Linked DNA regions of Mus musculus: all the other regions are linked to region 1. Evidence: chromatin loops called from intact Hi-C (ENCODE). Cell type or tissue: left cerebral cortex. All regions are shown on one strand. Region 1 holds the start of Cep55 (centrosomal protein 55). Region 2 overlaps Gm33036 (a long non-coding RNA gene). Region 3 overlaps Myof (myoferlin). Region 4 overlaps Fra10ac1 (FRA10AC1 homolog (human)). Region 5 overlaps Pde6c (phosphodiesterase 6C, cGMP specific, cone, alpha prime). Region 6 overlaps Myof (myoferlin). Region 7 has its middle 6.2 kb from the start of Cyp26a1.

What was found. A loop is a pair of places that touch in the nucleus more often than their neighbours do. Peaks named below come from ENCODE experiments on the same cell type or tissue, not always from the same donor. Only the 100,000 strongest peaks of a DNase experiment are listed, where the experiment ranks them.
Region 2: it touches region 1 in a loop (2.2-fold over the local background); 5 of 42 quality-filtered maps call a loop at or near these places.
Region 3: it touches region 1 in a loop (10-fold over the local background); 34 of 42 quality-filtered maps call a loop at or near these places.
Region 4: it touches region 1 in a loop (4-fold over the local background); 3 of 42 quality-filtered maps call a loop at or near these places.
Region 5: it touches region 1 in a loop (2.6-fold over the local background); 3 of 42 quality-filtered maps call a loop at or near these places.
Region 6: a loop joins it to region 1, with 2.2 times the contacts of the local background. A loop is called at or near these places in 8 of 42 quality-filtered maps.
Region 7: it touches region 1 in a loop (2.1-fold over the local background); 7 of 42 quality-filtered maps call a loop at or near these places.

What each region holds. Positions count from the first base shown.
Region 1 is chr19:38,051,771-38,055,770 of GRCm38, reverse strand. Cep55 (centrosomal protein 55) reads right to left here and starts at 730. Exons shown (of 10, transcript NM_001164362.2): 1 at 454-730. In left cerebral cortex, a CTCF peak has its summit at 2,108 (motif pointing right); DNase peaks (open chromatin) are centred at 895, 1,239, 1,410 and 2,065; H3K4me3 peaks cover 1,700 bases; H3K27ac peaks cover 751 bases.
Region 2 is chr19:38,351,256-38,355,255 of GRCm38, reverse strand. Gm33036 (a long non-coding RNA gene) reads left to right here. Exons shown (of 4, transcript XR_003952856.1): 3 at 460-490; 4 at 2,460-3,017. Among named protein-coding and RNA genes, the nearest start is that of Gm32960, 4.6 kb to the right of the region's middle. In left cerebral cortex, CTCF peaks have their summits at 56, 257 and 2,326 (motif pointing right); DNase peaks (open chromatin) are centred at 2,325 and 2,657; H3K27ac peaks cover 377 bases.
Region 3 is chr19:37,953,556-37,957,555 of GRCm38, reverse strand. It overlaps Myof (myoferlin), which reads left to right. Exons shown (of 54, transcript NM_001302140.1): 22 at 1,007-1,113; 23 at 2,997-3,189. Among named protein-coding and RNA genes, the nearest start is that of Gm52397, 31 kb to the left of the region's middle. In left cerebral cortex, a CTCF peak has its summit at 2,007 (motif pointing left); DNase peaks (open chromatin) are centred at 1,992 and 2,528.
Region 4 is chr19:38,196,973-38,200,972 of GRCm38, reverse strand. It overlaps Fra10ac1 (FRA10AC1 homolog (human)), which reads left to right. Exons shown (of 14, transcript NM_001081075.2): 11 at 1,295-1,413. Among named protein-coding and RNA genes, the nearest start is that of Fra10ac1, 25 kb to the left of the region's middle. In left cerebral cortex, a CTCF peak has its summit at 2,020 (motif pointing right); a DNase peak (open chromatin) is centred at 2,017.
Region 5 is chr19:38,177,666-38,181,665 of GRCm38, reverse strand. It overlaps Pde6c (phosphodiesterase 6C, cGMP specific, cone, alpha prime), which reads right to left. Exons shown (of 22, transcript NM_033614.2): 17 at 3,511-3,618; 18 at 3,345-3,408; 19 at 1,586-1,660; 20 at 1,412-1,495; 21 at 734-890. Among named protein-coding and RNA genes, the nearest start is that of Gm52398, 16 kb to the right of the region's middle. In left cerebral cortex, no CTCF peak of the experiment used is centred here; DNase peaks (open chromatin) are centred at 1,804 and 3,735.
Region 6 is chr19:38,003,330-38,007,329 of GRCm38, reverse strand. The region is part of intron 3 of Myof (myoferlin); the gene reads left to right. Among named protein-coding and RNA genes, the nearest start is that of Gm52396, 10 kb to the left of the region's middle. In left cerebral cortex, a CTCF peak has its summit at 2,277; no DNase peak of the experiment used is centred here.
Region 7 is chr19:37,702,035-37,706,034 of GRCm38, reverse strand. No RefSeq gene overlaps it. Among named protein-coding and RNA genes, the nearest start is that of Cyp26a1, 6.2 kb to the right of the region's middle. In left cerebral cortex, a CTCF peak has its summit at 1,936 (motif pointing left); a DNase peak (open chromatin) is centred at 1,939.

The sequences.
Region 1 (4,000 bases):
TTCTACTCGGGAACGTCCCTACCCAGTCCTAGTGGAATCTCCTTCAGGATGTGCTCTCTTAAATTTAATATGGGACACAGAACTCACCATACATACACAAGCTAGCAGTCAGTACTATCTGCTCACAACATTTTCTTTTTCAATCAACAACTGTTCAAAAGAACTGTGTTTTGATTTTTTTTTGGGGGGGGGGGCATACAAGAGCTTAAAGGCAGCTGCTTGGAAATCTCTGACTCGACTGAAGGGACCTAAGTCATTCTGGTCAGGAGTCTAAAGAAGCATTTCCGTTCAGTAAATCTCCCAAATCTACGAGGGGTCAGGAAAGAGGCAGGAAAATAAAAAACTGCAAAGAGAAGCGCTTGCTAAGCAAAGGCTGACCGCACTGGAGACCTGAGAGACCTGGCTCAGGTCACTGGCCTCGCGGTAACCTCTCTGTTAAGAAAGTGATAATACCGCCAAGTTCAAAGGAGCCGAAAGGATGGCCTGCGGGCCGGCGGTCGACAGGAACGCAGCGCGGGGTCTCTCAGGGAGCCAGCATGTGTTCCAGCGATTCCAGCCAGGGGAGACGGAGTCCTGCGGCGTGATCTGCTCACCAGCGCTCCTCCCGGGAGGTCTAGTCCTGCCCAGGGGCTAACGAGCCCCGGCTGTCCTCCCCTCCCTCCCCGGCCGAGGCCGGGACCACTCACTACCTGAGACAAACACAGCGCTCGCGTCGCCGCCGCAGACCACTTATCAACCAGGACACCGCTTCCGGGAGTTTGAATCCCGCGGCTGTAGGGCGGGTCACGTCACTGCCGGCTTGGCGAAGGGCGGGGTCTGCAATCAGAGGACGGGCGGGAGAGGGCGGGGTCTGCAATCTGAGGAAAGGCGGGAGAGGGCGGGGCCTGCAATCTGAGTGAAGGCTGGAATCTGAGGATGGAGGAGAGAGGGAGGGCCCAGGAGCCTGAGGGCGGGGCAAAGGCGGAGTCTAGAGCCAGAGGAGGGGCGGGGCAAGGTCTGGAACCCGACGGCAGGCGGGGCGAAGACCGGCTCTGGAATCAGAGGGAGGGGATCGAAACTAGCCGGGCAGACGGGTAGGGGCAGAGTGGGGAAGGTAAGGGCGAGCAAGACATAGAGCCTGACGGGAGCTACAATCCGTGCCGGCCGGGTCAGAGAAGGACCTTGTGAAGATAGAGGGTGTCTGTGGAAACGTGGTGTGAAATGAGGCGGGTGTGATGGTGTGGGTGTGGGTGTGGGTGTGCGGGAGTGTGGGCGTGGTGGAGGCGGAGCCAAGGACAGAGTCGGAGGACCAGTTCAATCTGGGCCTGCTTGCTTTTCTCTGTGTGTTCGGACCCTGCTGTTATCCATAGGACAAGCTCTGTGACCCTCGCCTGGGACTGACTGGTCTATGTTCTTTGGGAACCAATTTCTCTTTGTGAGGTAGAGCACAACCTCCTAGTCTTCCGGGCGGGCCACTCATTTACCCTGTCAAACTCAGGGGCGGAGCAATGGGGAACGAAGCTGTAGGGAGCTGATAAACTCCCAGTTTGAAAACCGAGATTGTGAGCCCCAGCAGCGATTCCAGATTGCTGCCCTACAGGCAGATGTGTCTTTATTGGTCTTTATCGGTCACATCAGGGTCTTGATTAGCGTCTTGAGAACTTGAAGCAAACAATTGCTTATGGCGTGTCGTTCTTAGACTTAGCCTAGGCATACCAGAAGTTTACAGCGAAAAAAATCAGTAGCAAAGCATCCTATGAAGGTAATGTATGTAGTACAAGGGTTAAAATCCTGAATGCCTCTTAATAGATGTGTGGCCTTGAGAACATTTCACTTCCTTGAGCCTCAGTTTCCTGATCTATACCAGGATGCAGATAACCATCTGGTAGTGTGGCTGCGAGGGCTAGAGTTTAACAAATGTAGTTAGGCACTGTTAAGTAAAAGACAACAAATCCATTTGTTACTGAATCTAGTGGATGAGAAACCATGTAAGGAATTTCAGTTTGTTTTATTTGTTTAAAGCAGGAAGATGGCAATCCAAGATACTGGAATTCTCTATTTACACAGTCCTCCCGCCTGAAGTATGAACGGAGAAACAGATGGAGAAAGGAATAGTCTTATTAACCACAAGGTGGCACACTAGAAGGCGGCAAGCAGGCTTTTGCGTTTCAATGTCCATCTTTCCCTTTTGCCCTGTTTTTCAGGGCATGTGGGTGTTTTTTGGGGTATGTGGGCCCCAAACAGGTGGAGCCTGGGTGACCCCGTGTTCCAAAGAGCAGCCTGTTCTGGTGTCCTGGTTCTGCACATCTTACCTTCTTTATGTAGAGCCGTGAGGTGTTCAGTTCAACACTTTTGTGTTGATTAAAATTAAAATGTCTGGTTATTGCTGAGGTCAGCTTTTCTGGCAAGCATCAACTCCAGGAAATTGACCTCTCATAACCTGAGACAAGGGAGGAAGGGGAGGGACTATGTTTTTAGCTAACTTCAATGAGCAGGTGTTCGACAAAAGGTAAATTTCAGTGGGCAGCTAATTCTGGAGAGTGCAGTATGGAATATGCAGAAATGGGGGTATTATGCATGTTTTTATTCCCAAGAAGCAGTTTTGGCTTTCTTCTTATTTGTGTGTTAAAGTGTCATATGGGAGTGATTAGGGGTGGGAGAAAGTTTGTCAACATGAAGTCAGGATGTGAATATTCACTGCCCAGACTATATAAGAAGCAAAATTGGAATCAAGTAGGAGGATCTTATATGCATGCACGATCTCCAACACACACACACACACACACACACACACACACACACACACACACACACACACACACACCAGGGGCAGGGGAGGGTTCCTTAAATAGTAGAGCACAGAGGAAGGGTAGGGAAGTTCACTGCAGTTCTACATCTGCCCTCCAGAACCTTGGTTCTTGTGGAAGCTGCAATGAATAAGGACTAGTAAGGGAGAGGCATAGCCAGGAGGTTCACTGGGAGGCTTGGATTATTTGTAAAAGCCAATGTTGGATCTAGACGTCAGTGTTTGCTCTTTATAGACAGGCACAGTCGTGAAGCTTCAAGCTGCTAGCTGTTTCGATAGCATCTCATGGAGATCTCATTGTCCAGGTGATACTGACAGTTCACTCAGGGATATTCTAGGGTGAGGATTCAAGACTCGTCTTTATTCATGTAAGGAGAAAAACGGGAATGTCTTTATCTTAGCAGGAGAGCTCATTTTCTCCTTAGGAAACAGTGTCAATGGTTTTTAGACTTACTAATTGGAAACCAGGAGGCTGGTGTGATCTAAAGAGTTCTAGCTTCCAAGGGGCCTTTCATGAGTCCACAGGACCCTGCCTGCTAATAGACCTGCATGGCTAATAGAACATTCTGCCATGACGGAAAACTTCCTCTGTTCTGTCCAGTATGGCAGCGCTGGCCACATTTGACTGATGTCTGCTTGAACTGTGGCTGCTGTGAGTGAGAAACTGAGCTCTAAGTTGTACTTAATTTTGCTTTTGAACAGACAGCTAGTTCTGTTAGTAGAAAAACTGTAAGTATATTTGAAAAACTTGGGTAGAGGAGCTCTTGAGAGGGTTCAGTTAGTAAAGGCTCAGGCCACCAAGTCTGACTGACTGAGTTTGACTCTCAGGATCTGCATAGTAGAAAAGAGTACTGACTCCTTAAGTTGTCCCTTAAAACACACACATGCACACACACACACACATACACACTCACTGAATAAATGTGATTTAAAAGGCATACACATATCCTTTGGGTTCTAAAGACTACAACATCTAAATATAGATCAAACACTTCTGATGAAGACTTTGTGTTCAAGTTGAGATCTAATATGCTTTGTATTCTTACATATTAAAAACCATAATATTCTGGGTTGACTAGCTAAAATAAAACATGGAAATCTGTCTTACCTAGTATGTTTATTTTTAAAGGAAAATCCAAAATGGTGAATGTGACTCATGTTACATTCCTACAGAACAGCACTGGTATGCATATAATAAAGGATATTATTTATTAC
Region 2 (4,000 bases), 300 kb before region 1:
CATGTAACCCAGGTTGATCCCAAACTAGAATAACAATGTAGCAGAAGAAGCTGGCCTTGAACTTTTGATCTCCCTGCATCTACCTTCCAAGAGTTGGATTACAGTTATGAATCATCAGACATGGTTTATGTCATGCTGGGATTGTATCCCAGGATTTTATGCCTGCTTAGGCAAAAGCTCTACCAACCGAGCTACACCCTTTCCCCCCGGCCCCGCCCCTTCTCTTACTAGCTCCACGAGCGCCACCTTTAGGCTCTTTCAGTCATCACACCGCGCTCATTCTTTTACACTTGGCGCAACATTCAAAAGCCATCTGTTTCCCATCAGGCTCCTGAGCAAGGCTAACCCCTTATTGATATGATACACGGTATCCTACGGTATACTTTATAGGTATCCATAAAGGGTTTTCCATCTATTGAAATCTCATCTTATAGTCTTGCTTCCATTGTGTCTCCGCAGGTTCTCACGATGGCATGCTCCATCAACGCAGGTATCGCCATGTCGCTTTAGAATTGGAAATGTTTGGATCCACAAGGTGTATGGATTTTGGTCGCAAGACTTTCTATTAACAGTCAGGCCCAACACAGCTTAGTTTATGAAGTCTGATTTTTCTAACCACCTGCCTTCTCCCTTTATCTGCTGTTATTTGTCCCAGCATACCTCCCCCTCATGGTTCACTTTTTAATCTATCTTGGGGAAATTTCCATGGTTTCTCTTGCCTGTGTATTTCACTTCCTCTCCTTTTCTAAGGTGTGGCACATAGCCAGATAGCTGACAATAGTTATCTTCTGCTCCCTTCTCCCCTGTTGCCTTCTATTGTGTAAACTGGGAAAGTTAAAGACTCACTTCCCATGAGCCTTTTCAGCTAGGAGTAGCCAAGTGACAGTTTCGGCCAACAGAACAGAAGCAGACTTTAGTGGAAAATGTTTTAGTTTTTCTGATGAAAGAAAGCAAAAAAGAAGCAAATGGACACACACAGCCCCAGTTTCTTCCCCTGCTCTTGGGTTTTGTTTTTGTTGTTGTTGTTGTTGTTGTTGTTGTTGAACATGATATTTGGAACTGGAACAATACCACCTTGAAGGAAAGCCCTAGAAAGTTCTGAGGCGCTGGCTCTGACATCTCTGAGCCAGGACCCAGTGCCAGCAGCCACTTACCTCGACCCCTTGCTTGCTCATTATCTGAGAGAGGAAGCAAAACCAGGAGCCACTGTTAGTCATGTTTTTCTGTTGCCCAAAGCTGAAAACGTTTCTTACTCTTGCCTAGTATAAGAGATATAATATTTACTTCAAAGTGTTGTAAAGATAAATGTAGGTAATGTCATTAGTAATTGTTTGGCATTTAGGGTACCCTAGCTACTGTTCTGAGCACTTTACATATGTGGATTATCTAAACTCTCTCAAAAATGCTTGTGAAGCCGGGCGTGGTGGCGCACGCCTTTAATCCCAGCACTCTGGAGGTAGAGGCAGGTGGATCTCTGAGTTCGAGGCCAGCCTGGTCTACAAAGTGAGTTCCAGGACAGCCAGGGCTACACAGAGAAATCCTGTCTCGAAAAACAACAACAACAAAAAAAGACATGATGGCCCTCTCCACCTTAAAGACAAAGAAATGAAGCCACTTACTCAAAATTAACAACTTATGAATGACAAGATTTTGTGTACTGTCGTCTGACTCCAGTCTGTCTACTTACTTACAAAGCACTTAGCCCAGAAGTACGAAGTTGGCACCCTGAAGCTGCTGGCAATACTAACGATGGTGATTAAGGAACATTTCCCTCTGGGGTGACTTGAAAGCCGAGCACCTGTGGTTGGGAAATGTACTGTGCACATGAAGGCAAAAACACTTGGACAACAAGATAAGCAATCCTGCGACAGGAGTCTTAAAACTAACAAGGCAGAGTTTGGGGTCAACTCCAATGGCATTCCAGGAGCCATCCATGATTCCCTTCCTTAGCTCTGTCCTCATCCGTAGGCCTCCATTCCCTGAGGACTATGTTCTTACCCGCCCCACCCCCACCCCCCGCTGTGATCCGCACCCACTCCCAGCCCTCCACCATCGGGATCACAGCTTTTCTTTATTTTGGGCTAAAACATCTTATACTTTTGTTCTTGTTGTTTTTATTTTGTTTGTTTGTTTGTTTGTTTTTTCGAGACAGGGTTTCTCTGTGTATCAATGGCTGTCCTGGAACTCACTTTGTAGACTAAGCTGGCCTCGAACTCAGAAATCCCCCTGCCTCTGCCTCCTGAGTGCTGGGATTAAAGGCGTGTGCCACCATGCCCGGCAACATATTATACTTTTAACTACCAATTGTGGCCACTAGGTGTCAGCATCTATCACAAAATGAGCCATTGCTCACACCAGCCTTCTTCAAATTTAAGCTCAAGACTGCAGTTATGTAAAAGCAAATCTGTTTTCTGGTCTATGGATGCTTAGTCTTTTTCTTGTTTTCTTGTTGTTTCCAGGCAGCAGACAGAAAAGGAAAGCAAAAGCTATTTCTTTTGATCTGCTAACCCAAGAGAGCCAGCTGCCACTACTGCGCTCTGGTGGGGACTGCAAGGAGTTATGAAAACTTTAAAGAGTGAAAAAGGGCCTGTCCCTCATGGATTCTGTTGGCATGCAGAAGCTTTAGTTGGCTACCATGAAGTAAGGCATCCTATGTGATTGGCTGGGGCACACATTTGATTTCCTCTATCAGTACAGAACTGAAAGCAGGTAGCTGAGAGGATTGGGGAGTGTCAGTCACTATCAAGGGCTGAGCAAGCCGGGCAGCAGATAGAGGAGCTCTGATAGAAGCTCACTTGTGGAATTAGTAACTAATCCATCAGGGGTTGTAGGATAGGCTGACTTCGAAAGCTATTTGCTGTAGATGGGGTTGGTTCCCTGAGCAGGGGTTAGGTTAAAGTTCTATTTTGATATATACTTTGTCGTATGTTTCCATCTCCCTGTGGTAAGCAGTAATCTTAGCTTTACATTTTTTTTATCATGTTTACAATGTATAAAGTGCATTTGTGTTTATCTCATGATTAGTGAGTGATACGAGACTTTGTCTCTTTACTGTAAAGCCAAGGAGTAGACTCAGAAATGTTCATTAATCCAAGCACCGTGGCGATGAAAGAACTTTAGGGGTGTGTGTGTGTGTGTGTGTGTAGGTGTGTGTGTGTGCCTGCTTGTGTATGGGGGTGGGGGGGAAGGTGCCTGCTTTAGGACTTCAAGTTCAGAGACACAGGTTCAAAAAGCACTAAATTGCTTTACAGAAGAAAGTAGAGGGTGTGGAAGCTAATAAAGATAAACAGTGCTAGTTTACCTTTGTAGTAAATGCCTATTGAATACCGGAGAGAGGGCGAGGCTACATGATAGGTAAGGTGAGGGACAAGAAGCCAGGTATGACTGGAAGTGGTGGTGTAAATCTTTAATCCCAGCACTTGGGAGACAGAAGCAGGCAGATCTCTGAGTCTGACACCAGCCTGGTCTACAGAGTGAGTTCCAGGACAGCTGGGGCTACACGAAGAAACCCTGTCCTGAAAAAAACAAACAGAAAGAAAGGAAGGAAGGAAGGAAAGAAGGAAGGATGGAAGAAAAAGCCAGTGTGGGACTTATGTATCCACTTCCAGCGTTGAACAGGTTGATACCAGAGGACCGTTACACTGTCCAGGCCAGCCTGAACTATATAGTAAACTCCAGGCCAGTCATAAGATTCCCATCTCAAATAAAAACAACAAAAAGAAGAGAATCCAGGCATGATGGCACATTCCTCAAATTCTGTTGCTTAGGTTGCTGAGTCACAAGAGGATCACAAGTTCAAGGCCAATCTGGGCTACATACAGCGTTCTAGATTAGCCTGGGCTGATAGTAAGACTCTGACTCACTCACTCAACCAACAGACCTATTATCAATAAACCAATAAAATAATCCAAACACATAGTAAAAATGTCATACTAGATACACAAAGGAAGGCTAGATATGTATTCACCTTAGTTTTTCTGACTGGGTCTCATTGAATCTA
Region 3 (4,000 bases), 98 kb after region 1:
TCTGAGTTCAGGCCTAGTCGTGACAAAGAGAGTGGCTTTCCATGACCAGGACTTTGGCTAGGCCTAGCGGGCACTCCCTTCCCCTCTCTGTTGGCAGATGCTCAACTCGAGCACATCAGCATGTTCTGGGCTTAGCTTGTACTTTCTCAACTCCAGCCCTGAAATAACCGTTTCTCTAAGATGCTGTGGTCCCTTTAATAGGAAGTGACATTTGAAAAACAAGATCTAGAGTGCTCACGCTGCTGCTATATTGTTGCTTATAGGCCTTGCCAACCAAGAAGTTCACGGTCACACTCATTTGCATGTGCATATACATACATACATATATGCATATATTTATTTCTATATCTGTTAAAATGTTGAAGGCCAGAACAGTGCCTCCAATTTTAATCTACCACCAAGGACTTACCTTGGTAGTAAGATTAAAACTCTTGCCTACAGTGAGATTCCAGCTTCTGCCATCCTAACTGTAATGGTTGATTTGTTCAAACTTAAACTCCCTACGTCCACCACTGTGAACAAGTTCACAATGATTCATGTTTGATGCAGTTGGGTTGCCTTTGCCTTGAAACTAAGGACAGATAGTTAAAATGCTGTTTCCAAAGGTTACGTGTGGGTTAGTTCAACTGTCCATCTGAAATATAACTGAGTCCATACTATTTACATATATATCCTTTTGAGGGTTCCCTCACCTATTCCTGATGGTTTCTTCCTGTTTATTTTTGGAGTACATAAAATATTTACATAGTTCCAAAGGTCAAAATACAAGACAAGGCTTTCTCTATTGCTTAAACTTATCAGTGTTGATTGCATTTTGAATAAAAGTAAATAGCACGAGGCTATGGTAAGTATCAGTGAGTGAGAACAAAGCCCTCTGGCTTTCTGTAACGAAATCTTTTTATGTCCCTACCCCTCTACTCACCCTCTACCCTGCCTTGGAAATAACACTTTCTTGGACATAATGGCAGAATTACACAATTATCTCTCCTCTTTCTTGATTCTTCAGCAATCAAACATAGAGGCTGTAAAATCAGGGATCCAGGGTAAAATTCCTGCAAACCAGTTGGCGGAGGTGTGGCTGAAGCTGATAGATGAAGTTATAGAAGACACGAGGTACAGTAATCCTCTTCCTATCTGCACGTCCCCAGCATGCCCTGAATTCTAAGACTGTAGGTGCTTTTCCAATCTTGTCAAGTATTTCTCTGGAAAAAAAAATGCGTTTGAGCATTGTTTTGGGCTCCTTGAAAGTCCCACCCCAGCCCAGGAGAAGTTTCTGAATCACCCGGAAAACCTCCATTCTCTGGTTTGGTGCCAAGTCTAAAGTAGCCCAAGTAGGCCCAGGCTGGACTACCGGAAGCTGGCCCAGCAGCCTGAGGCAAAGGGTGGGAGTGGAAGAGAGGGAAGAGAAATAGCCTGAGCTAACCTTTCTGCAGAAGGACTCCTGACTTCCACAGGGATATAGGAACATGGCTTCCACCACTCAGAACAATGTTCCTAACTCATGTCTTTAGAAATAGCTTGCTGCTGCTGCTGTTGTTGTTGTTAAGTGTTTCAAGCACTCTGCCATCCTTCAGAAACAGTTAACACTAAAAACAGGAGTAACAGATAGTTAGAATGGGCCCTAAGCAAGGATGACGCGCAAATTCATTATACACTAAGAAATAAACAAGAAACAGCAACAATAACAACAACAACAGCAACAACAACAACAACAACACACACACACACACACACACACACACACACACCACGTTAGACAAATCCAGGACACAGACTTAGCCAGAGGACATTTCATAGCTGTGACTTAAGAAGTAACTTTTGGCATTTAGAAATCAAAAGGGAAAGTGACTCATTCCAACCTCATTTTAAATGTTGGCTAATAAAGCCACGAACAGGGAAGGTCGAAAAGAAAAGAGCATGGACTACACCTCTCAAGCTCTGGAAGCAGACATTTCCCCTTCTGGGGTAAGGCCCTTAGTCATCCCGTCCTCTTGCGCCCCCTAGTGGTTTATTCAGGTCATTGACAAACAGCTAAAATCAAGCCCCACTGGCTTTGTGACCACTCAAAGCTGAGAGACTTAGGGATTCCCTAAGGAGTGACCTCTAAATTACAGATAAGAAAGAAGGGAGACCGCAGTGACACTGGGAATTATTTACCCACTTAATGGCCAGCATCTCACTTTCAAAGGGCTCAAGTGTGACTTCGGAGCTCAACAGCACTCCCGTGAATTTTTGCCTTATGTGGCCACCGCAGGATCTTAAACCTTTATACACACGGTGCCACAGAAGTTAATGAAATCAAACAAAAACATACAGCGACAGCTTTCACATGGAAAATGCCTGTGATTTGCCAAAGAAAGCCCAGGCATGAGAACACATGCTGGCTTCAAAGAAGCAAGCTGGCATCTTTCTAAATGTTCTGTCGCAGGAAATTCCATGTTTGAGGAAAACCATGCTAGGATATCCTTCATATAAGGAGCTGGGTGGCATGCAAATAATGTAAATTCTAAGTGGGGACAATGAGTCGAATTTCCTGGTACTGGTGACAGTCTTGCCCTGTGGTTTCACCTACTTCCACAGTGAGAGAGAGAGAGGCACAGCTGACATGTGGCTAATCTGAGTCACTCACTCAGCTGTCCCTGTTTTTCTTGTGGACTCTTAACTTGGCTGAAAATTGTCCTATACAAGTGGTCCTTCTTATCTTCTGGAGCTCTCTGAGAACCGTCTGAGAGGATGACGGTGATGAAGATGACGGTACTGGGGATATTTAAACTTTGGTGCTTTAAAATTTGTGTCTTCTCCGATGCCAACAGAGACATCCTCAACTACAGTTTAAAGCAAGCAGCCCCTGTAGACTCAGGAGATTGCTGTCATTTCAATCTACGTGAAATGGCGTGCAGACATACATTAAACATGTGGGCAAACACAAGTGGACTTAGTTTTGAGACCTAGAATGTCATTCTTAGGTTTGTTTCTCTTCTCTCCTCTTCTTATAGATACACCTTGCCTGTCACAGAAGGAAAAGCCAACGTCACGGTTCTGGATACTCAGATCCGAAAGTTGCGGTCCAGGTTTCTCTCCCAGATACACGAGGCAGCTCTGAGGATGAGATCTGAAGCCACGGATGTGAAATCCACCTTGTTGGAAATCGAGGAGTGGCTTGATAAACTGATGCAGCTTACTGAAGAGGTAGACCATTAAAATACACTGTCATCTGTTTCCAGAAGGATTCTGCAGATGACAAGAAGGGTGGGGCAGGTGGTGGGTGGGTCATCTGGTATATCTGCGACTGGGATTGGATCTGATCAATGATAAAAACCAAGGACTTACTAGGATGAGGAGGCTACTGGAGAGGGTGAAAGTCACCCAAATTTTGAGTTGCGTTCCTGAGGAACCTGCAGGAAAAGCATCATGCTCGCACTGCGGTTGTAGAGCATTTTGTATGATGGAATAGTAGAACACAACACAGAGAATTAAAATGTCACTGTAGTGTGGATTGGGAAAAGCCTGGATTTAAATATTAAACCATGTGTGACCTTGGGCAAGCTCTTCAACTCACGTCAGCCCATTTTCCCTACCAGGAAAATGGAGAAAAACACAGTACTTAGGTCATAGAACTGTTGTGGGAATTTAAAGATGATGTCATAAGGAAGGACAGAAGAGTGTGGGGTATACAGTCGGTGCTGGATAAGTGTAGATGGGATGCCCCACACCTCCATGGCTGAAAGAACAAGAGTAAATGGATGCCTCCTGTCCTTGAGTGTCTAGGGTAGTGTCTTAGCTCCTTCTGTGCTGCTGTAACAGAATGGCACAGGCTGGGGAAGCTATAAAGAACAGAGGTTTCTTTCTAATGGTTCTAGAGGCAGGGAGAGTCGAGATTGAGAGACCTAAATTTGACAAGGACTTGTGTGTGTGTGTGTGTGTGTGTGTGTGTGTGTGTGTGTGTGTGTGTGTGTGTGTGTGTGTGATATCACTGGAGAGGAGTAGAGGATGGGGGGGC
Region 4 (4,000 bases), 150 kb before region 1:
TGTTTGCATTGCAGACTCTCTTACCCAGGCATCTTTAAGTCATCTGGAGTGTGTCTGCTATGTTGAATTAGGAGTGCCACTGGTCTGCACCATGCCTTTCATGTGAGATCATTGGTCTTGGTTTTATTTTATTATTTGCTTGTTTTTTGTTTTGCTATTTTGTTTCGATTTTTAGGAAGACTGCCTTCAGTTCATAATGCCTCTGAGGCTAGCCTCACATTTGTGATTCTCCTGTCTCAGCCTCTTGAGTGCTGGCTGGGGTTATAGGCCAACACCCGGCTTATTAAGTTTAGGAATAAGCATGTCTACATTGTGTTCTAGCTACTACAAATAAACAGTACATTTTCAAAACCAGCAGGATTTTTTATGTTACTAGAATGGCCAGCCCAAACCTTAATTTCCTTTTTCTGTTAGTGATGCTGAGAGATTGAAGGTATTTTGTGACTTTCCCTTTTGAGTGACATTTCAGAATTGAAATGACTTTGATAAAAGAACAAATAGGATTAATGACTATGCCCGCATGAAAGCATCTGCATGGGTATCTTAACCAGAAGTCAGCTGAGCAAATATTTGAGAGCTGTTTTTCCAGGTTTCTTTCCTTAAGCAATTAAGATGAATTGTTTTCACCTGCTGTACTGACCAGCAGCTGTTGTTCTAAATCTGGCCTAGAAAAGGTAAAGCCAGAGCACTAGGAAGGTAAACTAGGAGCTGTCTAACGTTGACATCGGAGTTCAGAGTACGTACTTTTAGCTCCATCCCTGGATATGTTTACTATGGTCTCTGTTCTGAGAGGAGAGCATCCTCTCTCTCATGTGAATTAGATCCATTATAGCCCTTGCTTCTCCAGTGCTCACTGGATATGAGTTACGTGCTAGGAAAGGGAGTGGACATAAAAAGTGCACTGTTTGTGTAGAGAATTTACAAAATAGCTCTTTGTGTCTGTTTAGGCTTTATCATCTTACAGAATTATCTTAATTTATATATCGACCTAAAATATTTGCATACTCTAGCATGGCAGTGGTGGCACATACCTTTTCTCCCAGCACTCTGGAGACAGACACAGGTGGATGAACCTCTGTGAGTCCAGCCTGGTCTACAGAGTGAGTTTCAGTACAACTAAGATTATATGGGGATACCGTATCTCAAAAAAATAAGGAATAAAAAAAAATTACATACTCTTTCAAGGTTCCTTATGATATACATTCTATGGACTTTAACTGTTTTCTTTAATTCAAACATTTTTATGGAATCTGTTGAAAAAATTAACTTCAGTATTATGTTGTTTAACATGAAGGAGAAAAGAAATCAAGTCAACAAAGAAAAAGTCTAAAACCACGCCTGAGTGTGACGAGTCACCTCGTAAGAAATCCAGATCGCCACCTTCAGAGGAAGCTTCCAAGGGGAAGGATGAAGGTAAGAGAGGACTAAGAGCTGCTCATCTCGAGTGTGAGATACAGACGGCCACGGCACTGGTCAGAATCCATCTGGGGATGTGCTTAGAGGTCTCTTTTAGAGCAACTGAAAGCGAAGTGGTCAAGAATTCAGATGTAAATTTATAGTCGCTTGTAGCCTGTTAAGAACAGAACTGGTTTTGGTTCCTTTTGGGGCATACCCTATAGTATTATATAACGCTGCAAGCAGTGTTCGGCTCCTGGCTGTATCCAAGCCATGTTACTTGGCTAAGACACGGACTCTCCTGGGCTTACCTTCTCCATGTATGTTGGGGTAGTGTGAACACCTGCCTGCATATTCATAACAGTCAGATGAGAATTTGAAGGCTTTCTCAGACTGTAAAGCAGTTTTTCAGTCTGTCATTCAATCTAAAATCTTGATTATAGTAGCTGCCTTATAGGATTATGAGAAAAATTGAGATCGTTTATTTAGCAATTTGACTAATGCCCGCCGTGTAATTCATTATTAAGAAGGTTTCTTCTAGTTGCTTTTTCGCACCAGGAGGTAATCAGATACAACTTTTACTCAATTTAACCCAATGCTAATATAAGATCTGGACAGGAGAGGGCCCCCTTGCTCTAGATAGGAAGATACTTGGCTCAGGTGCATTCTTTTGTGCATTTTTTTTTTTCCTTCTTGCATATCACAATGGCCATGCAGTTCAAGTATATAGTATAAAATGTCACTGAATTGGAATGGCTGGTTAGTAGACGTATTATTCTGTTGTTTATTGAGAGCTGGCATTTGAAGCTGAAAGCCTTTTTATGTCTATCTTATTTCCTAACTCCACAATAAGTCTCAATAAGTATGGCAATCTCAATTTAATTCTGAGTTTTAAATTTAAATCTGAGTTTAAAATTTTGTATTTATTCTAATATGCTGTAACAGTAATAAGGCATTTGAAATTTTGGTTATGTCCATTATTAAATTAATAATATTGTTATCTTCTTAACGGTAATCATACCATGTAATCATGGCTTATTATAAATTAAGGAAGAGCTCATCTCTACCTAGACCTTTTTAATTTGAAATAATCTTTAATAATGACTAAACATCTAGACAGTTGGCACTCCTGGTTCTATCCCTAGTCATCCCTTGCCCCTTTGTGTGAGACTGTGTATTCTATAGCTTCATCGTTACCCCATAGAAAGTGCTAAGTAAGTGAATGGCTGGGTGGACAGCTGAGTGCCACATGGCAGAATGAGAAAACTAAGACAAGTCAATAGCTTGTGTTTGAAGAGTGGTTTTGCTTTCGCAAGAAAGGAAGAACTAAATACTTGGACAAAGGCTCTCTATCTCCTCTCCCCATTTCCCTCGGAGCAGCCTCACCCTCACTTTTCACTTGAGCTCAGTTGGAAAGGCCCTTCTTAACAACGTCTGTCTCACTTCTCCAACCCAGCTTAGATCCCTAGGGTACATCCTGAGTACCCTGTACTTGTTTAGAGATGCACAGGACCCTGGAAATCATTCATTTTCTGTGAGAGAAGGGATTACGTAGCTGTTTAACTCACCCCCAATTCCTAAGACCATAGGCATTTATTTAGTAGATATTAGTGAGTGGAATCAGTGAATTCATTCATTTTTCTAATAGTTGAAGAAACTCCAGAAATCAATCCTAAACATAATCAAAAAGATGTTGTAGAATTTTGCTTTTCAAACTATGATGCTCTGTTGTAAGCAGCTCTAAATTGGTCTGAAGTTACTGTCTGAAGCCCCTGTGATTTGTGGGTCCTCACACACAGACAAGTGTGCAAGAGCCTCTGCCCTGTGGCGTGTGGTGGTTCTGACTGCTTCAGCATTTCCGGGAAGAGGAGCCCACTCATCCCACAGTCGCCTTCCCGTCAGATGGTGCCAGCAGGTTTCCCTGGACAAACTACACCTTCCCACTTTGGGCCTACTTATATCAATGGGTTTGCAGAGTAAACCTAACCTTTCCACCTACTTTTTAAATTTTTTTTTTTTAAGATTTATTTATTTTATTTATCTGAGTACACTGATGGTTGTGAGCCACCATGAAGTTGCTGGGAATTGAACTCAGAACCTCTGAAAGAACAGTCAGTGCTCTTAACCGCTGAGCCATCTTTGCAGCCTCCACCCACTTTTTAAAAGCCCATTGAACACCTGTACTTCTTGTATCCCCTTTGGCCTCTAAAAGACTAAAACTTAGGCTTCTCCAGCCTCTCATCCAGTTTTGTTGGGTGGCTATTTTGTCATCTGTGCTTTTACTACCCCCCAGAAATCTCTCTCATGAGGGCTCTGTAGAGTGGTGTGTGTGTATATATATATATATACACACACACACACACATACACATATATAATATATAATTAATATATACTAATATATTAATACATATAATAATTAATATAATATATTAATTAATAAATATATAATTAATACTCATAATATATTAATTAATTAATATATTAATACATATAATATATAATAAATATATAATATATAATATATAATAGTGTATGTGTATATGTATGTGTATGTGTATGTGTATGTGTATATGTATATGTATATGTATATGTATATGTATATG
Region 5 (4,000 bases), 130 kb before region 1:
CCAACCTCAACACACATGCACGCGTGCGCGCGCACACACACACACACACAAGAGCAACCCACCACCACCATCAAATTAGCATTCTGCTATCTGAAATGCTGGGAATCCAGAAGAGGGTTTTTGAATATGCTAGGATAGATTCTACCACTGAGCCCAGCATCCCACTATGAATATGAATATTCAGTTGAACAACTAATAATTCATTCATTGTAAGCATTCTAACATGCTGTCTAAAAACAATGATAAACCTGATAGGTGACTACAGGAGTTGTGATTTCAAGCCACCCTAGTGGCTGGCCCGCTTTAATTTTACCTGTAGGACTTCCTTAAAATGTAAATCTGTAAAACCCCGTGTATAACCTAGAGAGAGTTTCCAGACTTCCAGACAAGCTGTCCAGCATTTCACAGCAAGCACTGTGTTCTTGGCTGTTCCTGACTCCTGGCCCTATGTTTTATTGAGAAGCCCTAGGGCCACCTTCGAGAGCGATGCTAGTGCCCAGTTGTAGCCCTTGCTGTACATGGACCAGTCTGGACCAGTCACCTCCACCCAGAATTATGCATAAGATCTTGTCTGGGCGGTAAAATAACCCTGAAAACTACAAACTTCTTACCTTACCTGCCTGCACCAGCAAGGCAGCTTCCTGTTAGTACATTAGGTCTGTGTTTTTGTCAAGTGACCCCCACCTGCCCACCCCCCACAACGCACACATAGTAAACACTGAATCCAGCCAACCTTTTCCATCTGAGGCTTCTTCTTCCTGCTTTCCCGCCTCTTCTTCAGTCACCTTCACCTTCGCCTCGTACTCCTCCGCCAGGGATTTCCATTCCACCCTGTTATTCTGAAGGCCGTTCAGCATGGGTGTGATCTCTCCATGAAACCGAGAGAACTCCTGCAGAGAAGTTGAGGTGGGAGTCTGATTAATCAGGTAGTTGACTTTCAGTCGTGATCTGGTGTAGAAGGGAAGCTGTGAGCTGGGCAGTGTTGGGAGCTGCTGGGGTGAGCCTGTCTGCTTCTGAAGCTTGGGAAACGTGGGTGCTCTTTGCCGTCTGTCAAGTAGGTCTGTGCATGGCTCACATGTGAGTTCTTGTACATTTTATTCCACTCTGAATAAATAAATGTGAGTGCTCAGACTACTCAGGGAGTGGGATGACCTAATGGCTTTCTTCATTGGTAACTTTTTTACTTGGGTTAGTTTTAATTAATTTATTAGATAAGGTATTGTGATATATCCCAGGCTGGCCTGAAACTTAGCATGTAGTCCAAGGTGACTTTGAAATCTTGACCCCCAGCCTCCTGAGAGCTGGGATTGCAGGTATATACCACCACACCCAGCTCACTCTAATTTTAGTTTGAAAGGAAACTTCTCAATGAAATGATTCTACAGTTCATTCAAATAGTTTGTTTACATACCTTATATACGAAAGTACAAACAAAATCAATAAATCCCACTTGAAGTTTCGGGAGTTCATCCTTTTTGCTTCTGTCCATCATAGGCTAGAAAGAGAAGTGAATCCTTTTAAGGTATTTTCTAAGAGTTTCGGGGGTGGTTTCTAATAGGTAACACAGTGATGAAGGGGTCTTTACAATTGGTTGCTGCTGCAGCACTGTTCTTTCCAGATCTCCTTGTTCCCAAAATTCATTTGCAACCAGAAGTGCTACCTGCAAAACACAGAGGCATGGTTTGTGATACCCTCTGCTAGCCGAGAACTCTCGACATGTTAGCATGAGCGATGTCTGAGCATTGGATCTCCAGCCGAAGCTTGAGCTGCTGCCAAGTTATCTGTTCTGGAGTTACAAAACGACGCCTACGGGAAGGCTCTGGACCAACTCTGAGCACAGTGTCTTGAAGTTGTTTCCATCGCTTCTCAGTGAAAAGGGGGATGGGAGGATGTTTGAGTTTCTCAAACCAAACTGCCTTAGGCCCTCATGGTTTCCGAACCTGTTTTAATCTGCTGTGATCACCTTGCATAGGTCTGCATATGGTGAACACACCACATATACACACACACCACAACACACAGAAGAGGGGCTATACACGTATCTAATACACCACAGGATTGTGTTGCAGGGTTGTGTTTACCCACTGAGCCATCGCTCCATCATGTATGTACGTGTGTATACAAACACACACACACACACACACATATATATGTATATATATATGCATGTATTATATATGTATACACACATACATACATAATACATATATACATATATATGTGTATATACATACATATATACACACACATATATATACATATACAATTTATATGTTTTTTAAATACACAATGGTAACTTGCTTGAGTTTACTTATGAAGGCCCTGGGCCATGTAAAACTTACATAAGCGTATACACTTTTCTCTTTGCAAACTATCTTTTCCTCAGGATCCACAGCCACAAACCAGAGATGGCTGAAAACAAGGTGTCTGCCCTCTCCCACAGTGCAGTCTAGTGACTTTTTCTTTCTAAATGTAATCAGGATGGTCAGTTAAACCGAAGTAATTCTGGCTCTACTGCCGAAAGTTTCACCTAGATGTCACTGAAAAAGGGCAGCTGCTTCCATCTAGTTAATGAGAGGACAGGTAGCTAAGCACCCCCTCATCACCTTCCCCCCAAAACAGATGAAGAACAGCCCTGAGTGTGGACCCCCAGTCAGTACCTTCCAGGAAGTGAGAGTGCATTGTAGAAGAGACCTCGGGAGCAAGGCCAGCTAAATAGAACGAACCATCCATCCCACTGAGGCCTGTTCTGACTCACCTCCCATACTGAGAAGATCACATGTTGGATTCATTTAATAGGTCTTATTATGTAGCCCAGGTTATCACTGAATCCTGTATCCTGCCTTGGACCCCTCATGAGATTATAGGACTGAGCCATCATGTCTGGAGAATTCTACATAAAAATAGCTTGTCTAATAATAAGGAAGACCCCACTTTCAACCTCACATTTTATTCCCAAAGTCTTCTATGTTTTTCCTTGTTCTGGGACATTATCCAGTGACCCACTGGCCTGCTGCTGTGTGTAAACATAAAAGAGGAGTCTGTAGTTGTCAGAGATCACTGTGTGGCCTTTCAGGACTTAGGCAGCTCCTGATGTGTGACAGGAAGAGAAATGTCCCAAAACTTAACCTGACTCTGTACTTCCCAGGGCTTGGTGATGGCAGACAGGTCACAGGTGTGTGAATGAAAGGTCACAGGTGTGTGGCAGGTCACAGGGGGTGTAACTGACAGGTCACAGGTGTGTAACTGACAGGTGTGTGACAGGTAACAGGTCACAGGTTATAAAGGTGTGTGACTGACAGGTCACAGGTGTGTGACAGGGAAGGAAATGCTGTGGGACTTGCCTGACTCTGCACCTCCCAGGGCTTGGTGATGGCAGACAGGTCACAGGCAGTCATCATCATGGCCCTTAGGAAGAAAAGAAGAATTACTAAACTAATAAATACAAAATACTAAAAAGTACAAAACATGCTGTTTTGCCCAAAAGGAGGGAACATTCTGGCTGCTCACATGATGACTTCCTTTTTGGTCGGGTCGGAGGTTACGTATTTGATGGTTTCTTCTTCACTTTGCATCTGCTCGCAGGTATCAACGATCTTTTGAAACATGGTTCTCTTCCTGGAAAAGATACAGCTGTGCAACGATTTTTCCACAGAGAATGATCTTAAATGCTTGCCTTTCATATTCTATGCTCCCACTCTGTCTCAGGCTGTCTGCCGAGCAGGGGCCAAGAGCCAGGATAGAGAGCAGGCAATTCTGACTCTCCCTGGCATAGAAAGGGCTGGAAGCAGAAAAAGCACAAACCACAGAGTGGGGGAGAACCCACAAACATTTGAGTACAGTAAAAACCAAAGGTTCAAACAAGAAAAAAGCAAAAGAGACACAGAGGCCGCGAGCTGTACCAGCGTAGCACACAGGCCCAACAGAAACACAGAAGCCGATATTCACGGATGGCTGATCTCATTGGCAATTAGGAAAATACAGATCTAAGCAAGAGGGT
Region 6 (4,000 bases), 48 kb after region 1:
AAGATCAATTTTTTAAAGTACCTGACATGTTGTTCTTTTAATCTCTATCTCAGCACTATTAGATAAAATTTGTCAGCCCCATTTATAGATACAGAATCAGGGAACTTGGAGGAGTTAGTTTGTATATAGACTGTAGTGCAAACTTGAGTCCAAATTACGTTTCTGTCTTCATTGTCCCATAACCTTCTAAGGTTCGTGTATGAATGGATGAAGGAATGTGTTTATGAATGATAAAACTGACCTGATTCTCATGTTGAGAAAATTAGACAGCCAGAGTCTGGGAACTCCACTGACCTATTGCACCAGGCAAGCATAGATTAGTCCCTTGAGGACTGGGAGGTCAGAATTGGCCAGGAAGAATGAGCAAAGTATTAGGATACAGTCGTTCATTCCAATCTTATCTATCTATCTATCTATCTATCTATCTATCTATCTATCTATCTATCTATCTATCTACTTAATGTGTGAGAGTGTGTGTGTACATGCCATAAGTGCACATGAGGAAATCAGAAGACAACTTGCAGGAATCAACTCTCTTCTTCTACTATGTGGGTACCAGGGATCACAATCAGCCATCCTATTTGAAGTCAGGAGCCTTTACTGCTGAGCCGTCTCACCTGCCTGACTACAGTCATTTTTAAGACATAATATTGAGGCCGTGGAGTTTGTGGAGAATGCAGGGAAGGCTTGCCCGCATCAGGTTTGGGAACACTGTGGAGCACTGCTGTGCCTGCATTCTGGTTTTTTTTTTGTTTTTTTTTTTTAAGCCCATAAAGCCTTAAATGGCCAAGAAGAAAGCTTCAGGGCCGTCTTTAAGAATCCTGGTCTGTAGTAAGAAGGGAAGGCCATAAGAAAGGCATCTAGATATTGATGCAGTTCTGTTGACCACAGTTTATTTTGGGGGAATAATTGGGTTTCTATACACACTTCTCAACTGTGACCCTATATGATCATATAGAACGGGCGGGTTCTCTGCTTCCTGATCCTGCTCTGCCAACCACCTTCTCCAGGCACCTATGAGAGTTTCTGCTATGACCATGGATAGGAGAATCATCTCAAGGCTCTGGAGGTTAATGGTTAAGAGGACTTGCTTTTGTAGAGGACCTGGGTTCAGCTCTCAGCATCCACATGCTGGGTCACGGCCATCTGTAACTCCAGTTCCAGAGGACTAAGCTCCCACTTGTGGTCAGCATGGTCAATAAGAATGCATGCAGTGCGCTAATATACATGTAGGCAAAGCACTTATACACATGAAATAAAAATAAAGGGAAAGGAAAAGAAATAGTTCAACTCTGGTCTCTGGGAATCTGCATGCATCTGCTGCTGCTGCTGCTGCTGCTGCTGCTGCTGGGAGCTTTGAGAGGTGCATTCTGAGGGACAGTTGGGAAGAGAATCAGAGACCAGTGAGGATAGGCCCCTCTGGTGCAAGTGAATCAGAGAATTAAGGGAATGCCCCCATGAGGGGCTTTCACCTTGGTAAGGGACTCTGGTACCATGACCTGCTATTACAGCTGTGCCCAGGAAGAAACCCCTGTGTCAGCTGTCAATGTGTGTTGAGCAAGAGTACCCAGAGCCATCACCACAGGTAGACGAGCCAGTGCCAGTTGAACTACAGTAGAAGAGAGAGATGGGGCTCAAGACCCCACATAACTCAGCCACATCAAACTTACAGCCAAGGGACAGGGAAGGGGCAGTGGATGGAAATTCTTGAGAGGAACTAACCGGGATAGGGAAATTCTGGCTAAACCAACATAACAGGATTCTTGCTGAAGGCAGTTCAGGGTGATCCCCAGTCACATGGTGGGTGGGGGCAGAGATAAAGAGTCTGACCAGTTATTAAGATGGTTAATCAGATATCCAGGGTTCAGCAGGGTCCTTTGTCAGATCTGAACCTAAGACAGAAGTACATGTTCTATCTCGGAGAAGGCTCCTAGGAGAAAATCTGGCTTTGCAAACAGCCTTCGTCTGCGGCCTTGCTTCTCCTGGCCGTCAGGTTTGTTTTAAGGAGCACGCTTGGCTCACTCCTTATTCTCAGGACCAGGGAGGAACTTGATGGGCATAGGCCCAGAGGAGGGAACAGTGTGGGAAATCCATGCAAAGTGCTACAGGCCTGGCTAAAATGACAAACTCGGGCAGCCAGAGCCAGGGCCTTCAAAGAATGGGATAGCTTGGTCTTCTCAGATCTTCCACAGGGCATTTGGGAACTGTTGAGGTTTGGAAAGTTTTTTTTGGCCCCAGCCCAGCTGTAGGCTATGATTCCTCCCAGAGGGTGGCAGGGCTGGCTGCTTACAGTCCCTAAAAGCAGCAACAGAGAGTGTCCAGTTGATGTTCAAGCCTCCAACAGGCCTTTCCTCTGTGGAGGGGATTTCCAGCAATCCCCGTGGTGATGTCCCGGTTACACAGAGAAGGGACCTGGTGAGCTGTATATGGGAGCGCCCCTGCTAAGGCCCTCAGCCAGCAGGGTCCTTATTCACCACAGAGGCATGTGGCTGTGAATGGGGGCCCAGGCTGTGGGAAAAACATTTCCATTCCTCTTTTTAAAACCAAGTATATGTTTCCAGATAAACACAGTGATGAAGAGGTTCTTAACTGACACTGCTTAACTAAGATAGCTAGCTTGACTCTCAACTCCCCCAGGCCCCAGGTATAACACCCAGTTGCCAGGTCATTCCCAGGGCTTAGAAGTAGCTCTGTGTCATGCATAGAGGCCTGCCTCTGAGTTTGATGTCAGTCACAGACTGAAGGCGCAGTGTCCTAGGTTCCCTTTGGTGTCTAATGCGTCTGAAGCTTGTTAGTTCTCCCAGGAGAGCTGCTGGGCCAAGGCCTGGGCATTTATTTCTTCCATGGTGGCTTCCTTTTGGGACTGTAGCCCATCTGTTAGCGCCTTGGGAGCAGTCCATGGGAGACTCTTGTTTTTCTGTGAACCACAGGGCGAAGCGTCCCTCTTACCCACACATCTTATCATCTTGGCCTGTTTACAGTATCACATTAGTAATAGAGATCCCAGGCTGAGGGTCACCTCCTTTAAAGGAAATCAGCTTATAGTCGGACTGAGCTGTTCCTGTCCCTCGTGTAGGAGGTCAAGTTATCATTCCCCATGTTCTCACCGTTTTCTGTATCTAGGCAACGCCCCAGAAAACAGGCCTGGCTGGCTGACCTGCGAGGCGAGACATAGGACTGCAGCTCTGGCAGTGGGCAGTGCTTCCTTCGGGTCAGTCAAAGGTCTCAGAAGCTGTATCTGTGTTTACATCTTTCTCAACACAGCCTCACTGTCAAATATCTTCGAGATTAGTCTTTCCAGGATGTTCTCAAAACACAGTCTTTACTCCGCACGCACATGCAGACACACGCAAGCGCGCGCGCGCACGCACACACACACGCACACACACACATCAAATTTTCCTTTAAATGCCCTCCCCCACAGCAAAACCACCAGGGTTTTATGATGAGAAAGCAAACCTTAGCAACGGGACTCAAGCTGCTTAGAAGGGATTGAGGTTAGAGTATATAATTGGCTCCTTTTACTCCTCGCCATTCCTGCCCTGTCTTCTGTTACTGCACTCTTCTGGGGAACGAATCAGCAAACTGAATCAGAACAGGTTACTAGCCATTCCACTGCATAAAAAGATGAGCAAAAGGCTCTGTGTGTACTCAAGCCTGTTCTTTCTGGTTAGCCACAAGCCCCACTGTCCCCTACTGCACCGGGTGACTTCACTGTATATTTTATTCTCTTACTGTCTTCATCTTTGCCTCTACACTGTGTGTGAATCAGTTGTGATCTGTGACATTATAATTTTGAAGGCAGAAACCCTGCCTTTCATTATGATGTCTCCAAAACAATTCTAGGAGTTTTACACACACACCTCAAGAACTGGTAAAGTAAGAAAAAAGAAATACTTAACATACAGTAGTTTCCTAAATAGACCTGTATGGGATATATCATATGTATAAGCCTAACCTGTGAAGTTATTCATGTCTGTCCATTTGTTTGCCAACAATA
Region 7 (4,000 bases), 350 kb after region 1:
TGGGGCATTTTTTTTGTACTGAAGTGATGTGGTTACAAATATTGCAACATGATAACTCTCACCCAGAAAACCCACCGCACAACCCAGAGCTAAGCCTCCACCCCTGTGTTCCCGGGGTTCTAACTGGAGTTGACTCTACTTCAAAGAAAGGAAAGCTTGTTTGGCCAAGGACCCATGGAGCATTGGTTTCAGGACTGTGACATGCTGTTAAACCACACCGTGTAAGCTTGCGGCCACTGAGATTTTTCCAAGGATGAAAGTTTCACTTTTCAAAGAAAAAACATGGCACCATGTAAGTCGAAGAAACACCAAGTAGTATTGCAGAGGCGCTCTCTCCTAAAGAGCACCTACTATGTGTGAGCATATCCTGGAGGAGAGCAAGAAAGTATCCGAGTTGACTAAATGTACATGATTAGCATGATGAAAAGCATCTCCTAACCTTGGGTAGCTTTTCAGGAGGTAGAGAGAAGGGAATGGTGGGGTGGACAGAGTCCCGTGTCAGTGCATGGAAGACAGGAGAAGAGAAAGATCTGAGGCATAGTGGACTGAATGGTCGCCATAAGACAGCTGAGAGATGTGGGGTGTTGAAGCAGACCCAGAAATCGCAGTTGAACGCTACAGCTCACAGGGTACCAGGTGCCTCTGTACCTCCATCTCACCTAGTCCTAAGGCGAGGACTGCGGAAAGAGCTAGAAGGAAGAGTGAGGAGGGGAACCTGTCTCCCAAGACTGTTATTAATGTGTATTTCAAAGGAAGGAAGGAAGGTGTCAGAGGAACTAACTAATTAATACAGGATGAACGGTCGGAGCTTTGCCACTGTTTAGCTGTGAAGGAGAATGGGAAAGCCATTTAACCCATCTTCACCACCCAGCTTGCGTTTGAATGCCCCTGCTGACCAGGAGCTTGCTCCCACCCCCGCCCCCAAGGTCACAGGTTTCATCACCAAAGAATTCTAGCTACTCCTTCACACACGGTATTGGTAACCTCTTCCTCTGGCTCACCTCCTAAGCAAATGCTCTGTTCAGAAGGACAGGTCTGAACCTGTTATTTACAACAGTTTTGACCTGTTGATTTTTAGGAGCCACCACTACCCCTCTAACATCCACAGCCCTCTCTCTCTTCTTAAGATTTCAGTTTATTTTGCCAGGTGTGACTGCCTTTAGGGCACTCCAGAGGCTGAGGCAGGCAGATCTCTGAGTTGGATGCCAGCTACACACACACACACACACACACACACACACACACACACAGAGAGAGAGAGAGAGAGAGAGAGAGAGAGAGAGAGAGACAAACAGACAGACAGACAGACAGAGAGACAGACAGAGAGACAGAGACAGACAGAGAGAGACAGACAGAGACAGACAGAGAGAGACAGAGAGAGAGAACACAGGTACCCTTGGAAGTCAGAAGATACTGTCAGATCTGCTGGAGCGGGAGCTACAGACAGTCGTGAGCTGCCCAGTGCGGGTGCTGGAAACCACACGTGGCTCCTCTGTAAGAGCGGAACGTGCTTTTAATGGCTTTGCTCTCTCTCCAGCTCCAACAGTGCTTTTTCTCAAGGGATGGTTCCAGAACTGAGTTCAGGCCATCTAAACACTAATTAGGCTGCCTATGTTTTCTTGGAAAACTGGGGTAACATAGCATAGATTAAAATATGGACAATGTGGGAAATCCAGAGTGCACAGCTGACTACCTCTGGAACTGTGTAATGGTCTAGGTAAACCTGGAGTATGTGATCCCTTCTTGGGGGAGGGGCAGGCCTTTTGTGGAGTACTAGCTAAGTTATTGGGTTGTCTTCAGCTTCTCACTATCTAGAGGTCAAAGCAGCCTTGAACCGGAATGTGTCAACTTTAGATTTCATGGTCACTGGTGGAAAAACTTTCACGGTCACAGGTACCCTGGGCTTGGCATAGAAGGGAGAAGCCCGCCCCCTTGTGGACATCTTGGGGTTTGCAAGGTGCAAAAGCCCTGAAACCACCACAAGGGATAGGAAAGATGGAGCCAACTCTGCAATCTCCCATAGCTCCAATTCACCTGTTGCTTATGAAGGAATTGTACTGTGGCAGGGACAGAAGAGGTGACAGGATGCAGGAAAGATAAATTTAGGAGATAGTGACCCCTCAGCTATAGAACCTTGGAAAGATAATAGGTAAGTGTTAGAAAAGGGGTGGAGGTGGGCAGAAGAGGCATCAGGAAGTCTTTTCTGATTCCAAAACTCCTGGTGTGTCTCCTCTAGGTCTCCAGCCTGCTAAGACTACAGTCTTTCGGAATGTGGAAGAAGCCCTTCCCTTCACATCCCTGTCCTGATAATGATCTGTGTGGTGGGCGACACCACACCTCTGACTGAAGACAAAGGCACAGGAATTGACAAGGCCAAACACCACAGGAAGGAGGCAGCGGACTCCAGCCCAGTGTGGCGAGCCCACCTACCGACACAGTGATTGTAGGCTCCCATCACCATAGGGAGCTCTGGGAGTCCCGAGGGCTTGTTTCCTACAGCCATGGCCCTCTTTCCACAGCTTTAGCCAAGGCTACCTCATTTCTCCATCGCATGGGTACTGACCCACAGGTACTGGTACCATAAACAAACCTGTCCCAGGTACGTGTGACCCAGGCTCACTTATGTCCGTTCAGTCAGTCTCATACCACGCACCTCACTGCCTTCACTCAACACCCTCTGCATTATCAGAGAGCGCACTGGGGATGTATCTTTGAGGTGGATCCTGGATGATATAACTGAGCTAAAGGTTGAGAAGAAAACCATGAGCTCTCCAGAGGGGAAGAAAACTTCAGGTGGCTTTTAAGAAGTTGAGTTATATGTTAAAATGGCTCGAGTTTCCTACAGAACTCGGCTCATGGAGATTCACAGTCCTCCTGTAACCAAAGACACTGCTGTTAAAAGCCAATCACCCTTCAATAAAGTGCATAGTGTCGAAACCTCCCTAAAATGACCTTGTATAAGTTTTTCTGTGATTGTTGATGTCCCACCCCACCCCCCACCCCAGGCTGGCTCAATCTATCTGCAAAGATCTCGGGCAGACATTCTGCAGAGGAAGGGCTCCATTTTCACAGTATAGAGTCCGGAAGCTTTGGCCACTTGTCTCCTTTCTTTATGTTGTAGCATTGCATTGTGGGTTACTCAATAAGCTCTCGAAATAGCAGAAGTATCCAACAACAAGAACAACTCATGTTCTACCCAAACGCTAAAGTCAGGTAGATTGCGCAAGTCTAACTATGGACCGAAAGCTGTTCAAACACCTATTTCAGACCACCCGGTTCCCGTGACATTGCCAAATTCTCAAATTGTAATGAAAATTTTAAAGTCCAAAACCTACAAGCCGTCCAGAGGTTCCAGCGAGCAGGTTGTGCCATTTCAAAACGGGGGAATGTGCTTGCATAAGCCAGTCACCGTGGCTAACCTCTCTGGAGTGAGTTCGGCCTTCCGTTCAGAACGTGGTCATGCCAGGGTCAGAACTGTGACAAAACCGCGCTCTCGCGGAGGTTAGCCAAGGTTCACAGGGTCACGACTGGGCCATTTTATCAGTCATGTCAGACTCAACCCTATTGCCAGAGATAGATAAAAACTTTATCTGTCAGCCCGCTAAATCTGCCCCTGCTGCCTCATCTTGAATAAAGAAAGCCTGGGCTCTGCTTATCTAAACCAGCCTTTCCCAGCAAGGATCCCTGAAGCACCTTCTAAGGAAAGGTGACACACCAGTGGTTTTCTTCTCTGTTTCATTTTGGGTAAGAACTGTCCATAACCAGAGGGGCTGGCTCTGTCTTATCTAAAATATCAACTTCAAAGAGGAGTTCTGCCTCCTCCATATGACAGGGATTCATTATGCTGATTTAAAATGTTAGCTATGCTGACCCCGTTGCTCTGGGATGATGCTTCCCGACTCACCAGCAGCAGTGTTGCCTTCCCAAAGTTGCCTTCTCTCTAGAGTAAAACCAACGACCACCACCAAATAACTGCAGCATCCCAGGTTTACCTCCCAAA